Linked DNA regions of Homo sapiens: region 2 is linked to region 1. Evidence: chromatin contacts called from ENCODE POLR2A ChIA-PET data. All regions are on one chromosome and are shown on one strand. The core of a region is the stretch at or near the end of the contact, and the rest is flanking DNA. Distances in the headings are between cores, read along the strand shown.

What was found. ChIA-PET counts read pairs that join two places held with the same protein, here RNA polymerase II (POLR2A).
Region 2: POLR2A ChIA-PET joins it to region 1 with 12 read pairs in MCF 10A. The contact joins the promoter of EPGN here to the enhancer-like site in region 1. POLR2A ChIA-PET finds 5 or more read pairs at or near these places in 2 of 52 experiments (MCF 10A and activated naive CD4-positive, alpha-beta T cell).

Annotation. Positions count from the first base shown.
Region 1 is chr4:74,407,260-74,413,536 of GRCh38, reverse strand. No RefSeq gene overlaps it. Among named protein-coding and RNA genes, the nearest start is that of AREG, 35 kb to the left of the region's middle. RefSeq lists an enhancer at 1-389. Within about 2 kb of position 4,741, at least 2 of the 41 ENCODE cell types and tissues checked have a DNase peak (open chromatin) inside an H3K27ac peak, as active enhancers do.
Region 2 is chr4:74,305,464-74,311,489 of GRCh38, reverse strand. EPGN (epithelial mitogen) reads right to left here and starts at 3,020. Exons shown (of 5, transcript NM_001270989.2): 1 at 2,914-3,020; 2 at 2,308-2,397. The coding sequence starts at 2,956. The region is part of intron 2 of LOC105377276 (a long non-coding RNA gene); the gene reads left to right.

The sequences.
Region 1 (6,277 bases), core at 3,492-5,991:
AAAAGGAGTCAGCCTGGTCAAAATTAATGTGATTCCATCATCACCATCATCATCACCATTCTTATTCTCATCATCATCACTACCCTCACCACCATTATAATCACCATTATCACCATTGCCACTGTCATCATCACCATAGTCATCAGTATCACTACCACCATCACCATCATCATCACCATGTAACTTTGGAAAAGTTTCTTAGAGGCTCCATAAGGCATATTATTGATACAGCTCCATCAGAGACAGTCATGTTAGTCAGAAAGAGTCTAAATATTTTAGTAGTTCCAGTTTTTATAGCACTTTCATCTTAAAAATTATGAAAAATGTCATTTAAGGCAAATATTTTTAGTCTTTAGCCTGAGTTAAGAATCAACTGAGACACTTAATAAAAACATCCATTCCTGTGACAAGATTTTGACTCATTTGATCTAGAGTGGAGCCCAGGAATTCACATGTGCAAGAAACACCCCAGGTGATTACTGATGCAAGTGGCCCAAGGACTATACTTTGAAAAAAATGCCATTTTAATGCCTTTAGTGAGTGAGGTCTTACAACTCTTATAGTTTGTAAGCACTTCCCCCATTGCACATCTGTGCTTCAATTCCATAATGGTGCTGTAAAATATTATTCTCCAAATGCAAAATTCACAGACAAGTCAAAAAGGACCAACCTTAATGAGAAACTATCTATAATACCTGGAAATTGATGGACAAGTGAAACCAATGATGTCAAATTCATTGCCACTTGAAGTCTGAGACCAATACTTAATAATTTTTCTTCCATGTAACTTACTTTACTAACTGGCCTCAATGACAAAAAATCTTTTTCAACTAATGTTACTTAAGGGGAAATTCTTCAAACAGATATATTTTATAAGAAGCCTTATATCTGGAATTCTTAGGGAATAGTGTTATGGTTAATTAAGATATGCTAAACATGAATTACATAAGTATTGTTTATTTTCAAGTAGTACTAGAGTATACAATATGCTTAGTTTTAAAATAATGTTTTGCAATGCTTCAGTATTCCAGGGTTGTAATAATGATTAATAACTACCCTTGTACTGGAAATTTTCAGAAGTGCCAATTAGTAGAGAATTCTGAATAATAAAATGCTGAGTAATATAAAACAAAATAACTATTTATCCCTTCAAATGTTAATATTTGCAATGCAGAAATGTGCTTTCAATAAAACTTATCTTGCCTTTATATCAAGTATCAGCTGATATTTTCATCTTAACTATTTAGTAGTAACCAAATTCTCCTCTATGCAATCTTCATGCCAAGATGATTATATCCTGTTAGTGAGTTTACAATCTTTAAAAGCAGTTAGTGGATCATCATCTTGTTTTGCCTTAGAAAAGGAAACTGACACCTAATGTAGATCAGCTGTTTGAATATTCAGGGTTTAGTTTTTTCCTCCCCAGCAATTAGCTCTTTTTATTACCTCATTTCAAAAGGGTAATAAGGTATTGGGTGATGTCTATTGTTTTTGAAACACAATAAACCTAAGATGAACATTTGTAGAAACATGGTAAGAAATATTAACAAAAAAAGCCCACTAATTTTAGATTAGACTCTGAGATTCTTGCCTCAGTAATTTGGTTAAATGATTGCCACACTGAAATTTTTTCAAGGTGCTTTTAAAAATAATTATGGCTATTATAATAAATAATTCTACTGAAGTTGAACTTAAAAGCAGACTAACATTTTTTATCCATATAAATCACTTTTATATTTGGACTAAAAACTCAAAATAACCTTCCCTCTCATTCCCACCCTACATCCCAGCATAATGTTAATTCTTCAATGGGGTGTTTACATTGACTATTACCTTGGCTTCATGCGAAGCACAGAGTTTTGCTGTTGTTTGTTATTGTTTTTTGTTTTTTTTTTTTTTTTTGAGACGGAGTCTCGCTTTGTGGCCCAGGCTGGAGTGCAATGGTACGATCTCGGCTCACTGCAACCTCCACCTCCCGGGTTCAAGCAATTCTCCTGCCTCAGCCTCCTGAGTAGCTGGGACCACAGGTGCCTGCCACCACGCCCAGCTAATTTTTCGTATTTTTAGTAGAGATGGGGTTTCACCGTGTCAGCCAGGATGATCTTGATCTCTTGACTTCATGATCTGCCCGCCTCGCCCTCCCAAAGTGCTGGGATTACAGGCATGAGCCACCGCGCCAAGCCGAAGTGCAGAGTTTTTTTTAACAGTATCACTGCCATTTTCCCATTCGGCCTGGCTGTGAAAATAAAAGATGTTTGGATCACAAAATCCAATGAAATTAAACTGTAAAATCCAAAGTAGAATTTAGTAGCTATAAGCACATTTATTTTTGGCCAAGTCTTACCTGGTCTACCCTGCAGACAAGGTGCCTGTGAATCAGGATGCAACTTGGAGTAAGGTTAGGGGGATGTATGATTTTTCACTTCTTCCCCTCCTTCCCTAGGACAGTCTTGAAATCATAAAGGCCAATGAGGCTGCTTTTCAAATCAGGTTATAGTTTCCATCAGTCTCTCTGATGATGCCCTGTTTTTCTTGCAAAGGGAGTGCAGCACTCGTTAGATCTTTGCTTAAAAGGATGATAAATGAGCTCTGACACTGGAGCACGTTGTGGGAGTACAAGAGCTTGGATTAACAGCAGGCTTTTTGAGGGTTTCCTTAGCCACTTTTTCAATTTTACCTAACCTAAGGGAAAGCCACCCTTATTCTTCTTAGAGTTGCTGATGGGTGATTATTATACATGCACACATACAGTTTTATTTTAATTGCTTTTTAAACTCATGCATGCTGAGACATCTCCCTGGCACATATCTTCATCTTAAATATTGCAGGTGTAAATCACCAGTAGAAATAAAAGACTCAGGTACAATCTCTCCTATGAAGAGATTGAATATAGATTACATGACATCCTGAGGCATTTGCATCATCTGCTAAGACTTCAGGTTTTTGTTCTAAGCATTGCTAATGCATTCCTTTGGTTGTGGTGCTTAAGTCTCTTGTGTGAGGAAGCTCAAAGTAATAGGAAGCTGTTGATTTAAAATGATAGAAAGATTGCAACAATCTAAGACAGGCTGATTCTTGATTGTCTGTTAGTCAAGAGAAAGGCATATGTCTCCTGTTTTTTTTTTTGGTTCATGCCAGTCCAGGAGCTCTGCTACGGCATGTCAGTACAGATGTGAGGCATGGATTCGTCCTGGAAGTTGAGATCTCAGTATTTCATACATTTCCTGTAGTGTAAGCTCCTTAAAAACAGGAGCTAGGAGCTTTAAAGTCCACTGTATTTAGAGGGCCTGCGTCAGACAGCCCAGAGGAGATGCTTAATAGTATTCATCGGAGCAAACAGAATTATTCGATCTTTCATTCAAGAGAAACTGACTGAACATTTATCAGATTAAAACATTTATGGAACACTTGTACAGTATATAAAGATAATATGATATAGAAATTAACCTTAAACAACTTGTAGTTTATTAGAGAAGTTATGTATGAGTTAAACTCTAGTAGATACAAGAACGTAATAGGCAACATTAGAGAGGTATCAGTTTTGCATTTTTTTAGATTAATTAAAAAATATTTCCAGGCTGGGTGCCATGGTTTATGCCCGTAATCCCAGCACTTTGGGAGGCCGAAGGGGAAGGATCGTTGAGCCCAGGAATTCAAGACCAGCCTGAGCAACACAGTGAGACACTGTCTCTAAAAAAAAAAAAAAAAATTAGCCAGACATGGTGGCTTGTGCCTATAGTCCCAGCTACTCAGGATGCTGAGGTGGGAGGATAGCTTGAGCCCAGGAGTTCAAGGCTGCAGTAAGCTATGATGGTTCCACTGCCCTCTAGCCTGGGGACAGAGCAAGACCCTGCTTCTGAAAAAATAATAAAATTAAATAATAATAAAGAATAAAATATTTCCATACTGATTATTCAATATGATGTGATGCCTTGGAAAACACTATGAAATATACTGAATATAAAATAAATGTGAAGAATTATTATAGTTATAAATATCTCTGTTGCTTCTCAAGGGACCCCATATTGGAGCCACTGCTTTAAGAGCCTTCTTCTTCCTAGATTTCTACAGATCTGTAAAGAGAGGAGGCAGACATCTATAAGGTCATCTTGGCCTTGCTGCATATTGGAATCATCTGTGGAGTTTTTAAAACTCTTCATGTTCAGGCCACATTCCACACCATTAAGTCTGAATCCTTGGGGGTGGAACCCAAGTATTTCTACTTTATAAAGTTCACTAAGTGATTCCATTGTTTGAGGCCACTGTTCCCAGCCATGTCTGCATATAAACATCATGAGGAGATTTTAAACACCAAATCTCATTCTAAGAAATTCTGATTAATTTGTCTAGAGTAGGGCCTGGGCATAGACATTTTTTAAGTCTAAATTTGATAGTAATGTGTAGCCGGGACTGATACCCACAGGGTTAAGGGATTATATAAAGTTATATTTGTGAGGAATATATGGCAAAATCAGTCACGTGTTTTTGCCACTGGCTATTGTTTGCTGGCCATCTTGGGATAACTAATATCCAATTTGAGAGACTACTTGTTTAACTAACTTTTCTGAGTTGCCGGGGGTTATGAAGATGATCAGAAAGGATTTCTATCCCTGAACCAATGACAGATTGCACCTGGGCAGGCAAGAAGACTTTCCTGGAATTCTTGGCCTCGTGAGCTGCTGTAGTCACACTTAGTCATTCCTCTTCAGTGAAAAAAGCCCAGGCATGAATAGCGTGCAAGTATGTGTGATCATTTCAAACAATGTCCCCACCTATACAAACCACCATATGGGAAGAAAATTTATTTACCTCATGTACATGTCACATAGGTAAAACAAGACATTGTGTTATTTCAATTCTGGCTTGCTCATGAATACTTCTGTTGTATAATCCATGATACCATCTGGAAATTTCTTAGAGTATGTGTTTCTCAGAACTATTGATATAAATGGATCTTTCTGATGCATTTTATTGCTGTTTATAAAAGTAAAATATTGCAAAACTGAATTTTATTCAAAAATTCAGATACCTCCCATTTAAAGACAAAATTACCAACTGGATTTTCAAGTTGGTAAAAATCTAAATAATAATATGCTGGTTTTACAACTTTGAAAGAGTTTGTGTGATTTTTGTCCAGTTAAGACAAAAATGTAGACAAATGGAGGCATGAACACAAGGTTAAAGAGAAGGTGAAATAATTATAGGAAGACTAATGATTCTAAGTGATGTCAGCAGGAATTCTGGTGCTTTTGAAAAAAAACAGTCATCTCCTCTCCAGACATTGAATTCTTCTTATTTAGATCACTTAATATAATAATTTCCTTATGCATTCAGATAATTTTGTGTTTTCATTCAAATAAATCACAGGAATGGTAGCCTAGGGCAGTTTATTTTTTTAGATTTATTTTTTCAGCTCAGCTCCACCTAGACAAAGTCTGACAAGTTATTGTGGACTCATAACTGCATAGATTTTCACTGGGAAGTGCATTGGTGTTTGATTGCTCTTTTTTGGACACAGTTCAAAGAGAAATGGAATCCAAAACAACTTTGCATTTACTGGTGCTTTTGCTTAACCTTCTTGCATATACTCTAATTGTAGCCAAAAATATCAACTCCATTAGTATCCTACCACTGACAAATTCCAAATCAAACTGAGGAAGATGAAAGATACAGATTAAATGGGTCAGCTCCATGTGGTTAGTCTTGGCTTCTCCTAAGAACAGTCCTTTTGGCAGAAGGGAAGGTAATATACACATAGAGTGAATATCCGTTAGATATGTTATTCCATGTAATTCTTATCACAATCCTTGAAGTTAGGGGAGAAAATTATACTAATTTTAAGGAGTCACAAACAAGAATTATTTATAAGTAATTCTATACTTTTAACATTTTTCATTGAGTTGATTTTTATAGATGTAAATATGTAATTTGAAAAAAATCTACATCTATATTTTAGTCTATTCGTCTGCACACTAATAATCCCACATCAATTAGATTACTTAGAAGCTGAATGCATTGAAGACATTGAAAAAAATTAAAAATCTCTGGGCATCGGATAAAAGAAAATCCATGGAATACTAGACTCTTAAATCCAAATCTAAAATATAATGTCAAACATACCTGGATAAAGAGATAAAAGAAACACATGGCATATATTCTATTATTTGAAACTTTGAAAAGCTAACTTGCCTATAGAGATCTCTTTTTTTCTTTCCTCTTCTTTTTAAATAAATCTCCCACCCCCACCCCCACCAGCACTGAGCACAAATCAGGGCCT
Region 2 (6,026 bases), core at 1,771-4,270, 100 kb after region 1:
AAGAGAATCTTACTTGTTTGTAGGGAAAAAACAGTTTTAAAAGGCATTCTTTTTTATATTAAAAATGCTAAATCTTTAGATGTTAAGATTACAAACAAAATACTATGTTGTATTACTTTATTTTGGTGAGAACACACATTATCTTCTAATTCACGTTCATTTTGTTGAATAGGATGAATATAATTTATCATTTTAATAATTAATTCTCAGGCAGTGAGAATTTTCCATTATAAACTGTGCTGGGTGCTTTCTATTTCAAGACTAAACAAGTTCGATTAACTAAGCCTGAAACTAGATTTGGTAGAAAAATGTGAGAATTAAGCCATTTCTAAAGAAAAGTTATACCAGAGAGACTCATCTTTCCCCTAAGAATGAGAATGATCATAACTTTATAAAAATTTTTCTAAGATACTAGATTGATATTTTTAAGTTAGATAAAAAACAAAAGGAAAAATTAAAGTTCTCCATCAAGAAAGCAAAGGAAAAATACAGAAATGATATACAGTTGTACCTCTGTATTCATAGGTTCCACATCTGTGGATTCAACCAACCTCATAGGGAAAATATTTGAAAAAAAAGCATCTGTACATAACATGTACTGACTTTTCTTGTCATTATTCCCTAAACAATGCAGTATAACAACTATTTGCATAGCGTTTACAATGTTTTAGGCATAACTAATCAAGGGATGATTTAAAGTACATGGGTGTGTGTCTATAGGTTATATGCAAATATTTCACTATTTTATATAAGGGATTTGAGCATCTGTGGATTTTGGTACCCTCTGGGCAGGAGGAGGAGGTCTTGGAACCAATGTTCAACCAATAACGGAGGATGACTGTATTGGATTCCTTTTTACCATTATTATTACTTGTAACTCAAAATATTTTATTTGCTGTTCACCATTAAGGAAGAAAAAAAAATTTAGTACTGAGCATGCTATTACGAAGTCAGTCATTGAGAGAAAACTATGCTTCTTTAATTTTCTGCAGTATATTATCTTCTTTTTTTTTTTTTTTTTTTTTTTTGAGACGGACTCTCACTCTGTCACCCCGGCTGGAGTGCAATGGCCCCATCTCAGCTCACTGCAGCCTCCACCTCCTGGGTTCAAGCAATTCTCCTTCATCAGCCTCCTGAGTAGCTGGGATTACAGGCATGCGCCACCACGTCCAGCTAATTTTTGTATTTTTAGTAGAGACAGGGTTTCACCATGTTGCCCAGGCTGGTCTCAAACTCCTGACCTCAGGTGATCTGCCCGCCTTGGCCTCCTAAAGTGCTGGGATTACAGGCACGAGCCACTGTGCCAGGCCAGTATAATATAGTACTGAATATAATAATTATAATAAGGTGTTTCCTCTTTGTTTGAAGGCTTAGAAGACAAATAGTTGGCTAAAAGTTATTCTATAACCCACATTGATTTCGTTTTGCAAATCAACAGATATTCAAAAAATCAAATGGGTAAAATATTTCGAGACAATCATTTAAAATTTTAAATTATTGGTGACATGAAGAACACTGAGATATGACAATCTTCCTTTATTTGCCTGACTCTGAGTGCAAGACATTGTTTCCTCTGTCCTAAATCAAATTGCCAGCCTTCACATAGCAATCAGGATGCGATTTGCAGAAGAATCATAACCACTCAGTCACAGGTCTTGGTAAGCAACAAGCTTTCCAAGTTTCACCTCTAAGAGTTTAAACAGATTAGAGAAAGAACGCTGATGCTCAAGAGCATCCAGAAGCCACTGTGATAATAATTAAGTGCAAAAGAAAATATATCATTACCATCAACAACAAAAATTGGGTACAAGTGGTTAGGAAATACAGCATATGCTAAAATAACAACAAAAACTCCAAAGCAAACAAGAAAAAAAGGTCATTCCAAAGATGAGGGAAAGTGCTGTTCATCTTGTAGCCATAATGTCTTTGGCATCAAAGCTTATAATCACAGATCAAAATATAATGCTGCTCATCAAGAATGCCAAAATGGGGACAAACTGTCTCTGTACACACAGGGGTTATTGGGAACCAAGCAGAAATGAAGCAGAAAATGTGGCCTGTTTCACATTCAAGACAGTAACTGAAGACAGCTTTTGTCTCATTTGCTTAACTTCCTCCTTTTAAAAAGGCAATTATTTCCTGGCACATTTATCTGTCACTTCAATTTAACAGCATCCTGCTAAAAGAGCTGATTATCTAATAATAAAATATATATTAAAAATGGCCAATATTGCTTTTATCACAATCCAAATTTCTCTCCCAAGTTTTAGAAAAGTCTTGTGAAATATGAAAATGGGAAGAAAATACCTTCTGTTTTGTTAACTGTCCAGTTACCTTGCTGGGCTGTGATTGGAGGTGTTACAGTCACGGCTGCCTCTTCGGTCAGTGCTGTCATTGCTGTATTAAGGGGGCAAAAGCATCTTTAACAGAGAGCCTCCTTCTATGTACAAGCAACAGATGGAAAGTATTCTTATTCTGTTTATTCCAATTTCTATTTTTTTAATTTATTACAGTTGAAATCCATAACGTGACTAGGGCAACATACTTACAGTTTCTCATCCATTCCATTGACTATATTAGGATTAAAGCAAATAAAAACCCAATATTTAAGACCATTGATACATTTACATATTAATTAAAAAATAAGAACCCTATAGTATAGTAGCTAAATGTATCAATTACTCTTCAATTGTATAAAGCAAACATTCTGGAGGTCTCAAAAAAGGTGTCAAAATATATTAGGAAAGGAACATACAGGACATAAGAAACTAAATTAATCCACAGATTCATTACTCTGATCTTTGTCATAAAGAACAACTGTTAGAAGCCAACTTCTCTCTAATGCAGAGAAAATAAATTCTATTCACATTTTACACTGATATAAAGTTAACAAAACAAAAGGAAATTACCTACCGTTGAATAAAAGATAGACTGATATTGGAACTCCCAAAGCCATTTCCTGTAGTTGCTTAACTTTCTTTCTCTTATCCTTCTAGACTGACGGGTGGAAGGTTTTTATTGAGCTCTCTGAGTCTTTGTTGCATTTATATTTCATGAAGCGTCATCTGGCAGTTCTTACCAATCAAAAAAATATGTACTTCTGGCAGCAGCAGAAAGCCTCTGGGCGCTCACGCACTTGGTTAGGATACCTGTATTATCTAGCAATGTGATCAAGTTTTCTTTTGAAACACTGGTTTCCTGTTACCTGTGGGCATAATCATGTATGTAAAAGTACTTAAAACAACAAGAACAAAATGTAATTTCAGGAAAGGCTCCCATTGGTGTGAAGAGAACTATACCAGCTCAAACTATGCTAGAAACCTATACGGGAGTTCAACAAACATAACTGCAAATTAGGAAGCAGCATAACCTGTTTCTAAAAGAAATATACCTGAAACTATAGTTGGTTATACCACCTTTTATTACAGACTATAAGTTCCATTTCAAATCAAGATAATTTGTTAATTTAGTTGCAGAGAACAGTTAAATTTGTGAAAACACAGAGGTTTCATATTCCATTTTAGTGTTTGTTTCTTAGTGTTACTATGACAAGTGCTGTAAATAAAATTATTTTTAATAGTATAATATTCACCTTTCTGTCATCCTGCTATTTAACATTTTTCTGAGTAAATGAAATGGGCTGCCATATTCCAGGAACAACAATGCTTAAATCTGCATCCCAATGATTAAGCTACAGAGAACCAGTAAAGTACCAACATAATGATAATAGCAATAATAATAATATTAAAATTCTCCATTAAGAGAAAATTAAGATGACATTTAGTTTGGATACATCCAATGAATAGAAAGTTTCTAAGTTAATACAACATTCAAATTATTTCTCAAGTTCATCTAGTTGTAATTATTAAAGTGGCACTTTAAAGGCCAAAATATGTCATTACAGCTACTATATTTTACAACTACAGAAATTTTCACTTGCCCCAAATTAATATAAATGATTTATAAATATATCTTCCTGAGGCATTGAGTCTTTCTGTCTGGAATTTCAATTCCTTGTATTTTCTTGAAACTTGAAACCTCAAAACCCTAAAAACATATTCAAGTCAAGATAGGTTATCTTTTGCATCATGTCCACTCAGCAAATTAGATTTACCAGAAAGGAGCCCTTTCACTATTCAAATATAAATGTGGTGTTAGAAATCACACAAGAACAAGCTTGTTGAACTCATTATAACTTGGGCAATCACTTGCCACAGGAGTCATCATTTTAAAGTTAAAATAATATAATAGTACTTGGCTCGCTTTAAATGTGTCTACATTTTGCATTTCTACTTTTGTAGGTTTTTAAAAAACTGTTGATTACTAAGTCGATTTCTAGATAATATATTTCCCAGGCAAATAACATTTGAATTATAAATTGAACAATCGTCTTTGCACCATTGCTGAGAATTTAAAAAGAAATCATTTACAAAAGATTAAATAAACCATCACAATTCTTTTTGTAGTTTCTGGAGGGAGATGTTAGGACTCATATTAAATACTTTCTTTTTTTTTTTTTTTGAGATGTTTTCTCACTCTGTCACTCAGGCTGGAGTGCAGTGGTGCGATCTCAGCTCACTGCAAGCTCCTCCTCCTGAGTTCATGCCATTCTCCTGCCTCAGCCTCCCGAGTAGCTGGGACTGCAGGTGCCTGCCACTAGGCGCTGCTAAGTTTTTGTATTTTTAGTAGAGACGGGGTTTCACTGTGTTAGCCAGGATGGTCTCGATCTCCTGACCTCATGATCCACCCACCTTGGCCTCCCAAAGTGCTGGGATTAAATAGTTTATTTCTAAGACTGAGACATCAAAGTACAAAGATTATCTTTGTAAAAACTCTTAACTGTAGCTAGTGCAGTCCTTTGCACTTTACAGGTTTCCCTACACATCTCAATTCTTTCTTCAGTAACCCTGGCCCAAACAAATCCAGTGCCTAACATCTAGTAAATACTCAATGAATCTGTCTTCAGAGAATAAGGAAATAAATAGGCATTATTTCTATTCTCACATGACAAATGACAAATTGAGGCCCAAAAGAATTAAGTGACTTGCCAAAGGACATGCCTAGAGTCAGCACTTCAATCCTGGCCAGGTGCAGTGGCTCATACCTGTAATCTCAGCACTTTCAGAGGCTGAGGGAGGAGGATTGCTTGAACCCAGGAGTTTGAGACCAGCCTGGGCAACAGAGCAAGACCCCGACTCTACAAAAAATAAATTAGCTGGGCATGAGTTACTTGAGAGGCAGAGGTAGGAGGATCACTTGAGCCTGGGAGGTCAAGGCTGCAATGAGCCATGATTACACCATTGCACCCCAGCCTGGGCTACAGACCCTGTCTCAAACAAACAAAACAAAACAAAACGAACAAAAAAAAGGACTTCAATTCTATATTTACAGATTCTAAATCGTATGCTCTTTCCATTTACCTAGCTGTGTTCTCTTGTAGTAGTTGTTGTACTGATCTCAAAAGAATTCCCTCAATTATCTCCTAAAATCAAGCTTTAAATAAATTACCTTTATTAGAAAAAAAACTAAATATTTAATTAACTGTGATTTTCACTCACATCTGTGCTGAGAGATGGAACTGAAGCCTCTCTGGTAAACTGGGCCACTTAATATAGAAACCCATCTTCTGCTTTAGCTTATGGAGTATACCAGAAAGTAACTTTAAGTCATCAAACATGTTGCCTTTCCTCTGGGGCCCATACTCATGGCTCCCACTTAACAATCTTTACAGGAAAGTCCACTCCCTTCACATCTTCAATCCTCTCACCCAAAAGTCCTTTCTCCAAATCCTAAAGAATGGGGGGCAGATGGATACTGTAAGGTGGTTTTTCTGATATCTTTATTCATTCTTAATATGCATTAAAGCAGGTTAGGGTGAGAAAGGAGAAGGAAATGAGAGGCTAAGAGCTCCACTACTACTTTTCTCTCATGCCATGTTTCCAGTCTTTTCAATTTACTTATCTCTCTTCTTCTAGAAGTTTATGCTAGAAGAGAGAATCTCTGAAAGTTTATTCTTCCCTCCCCTT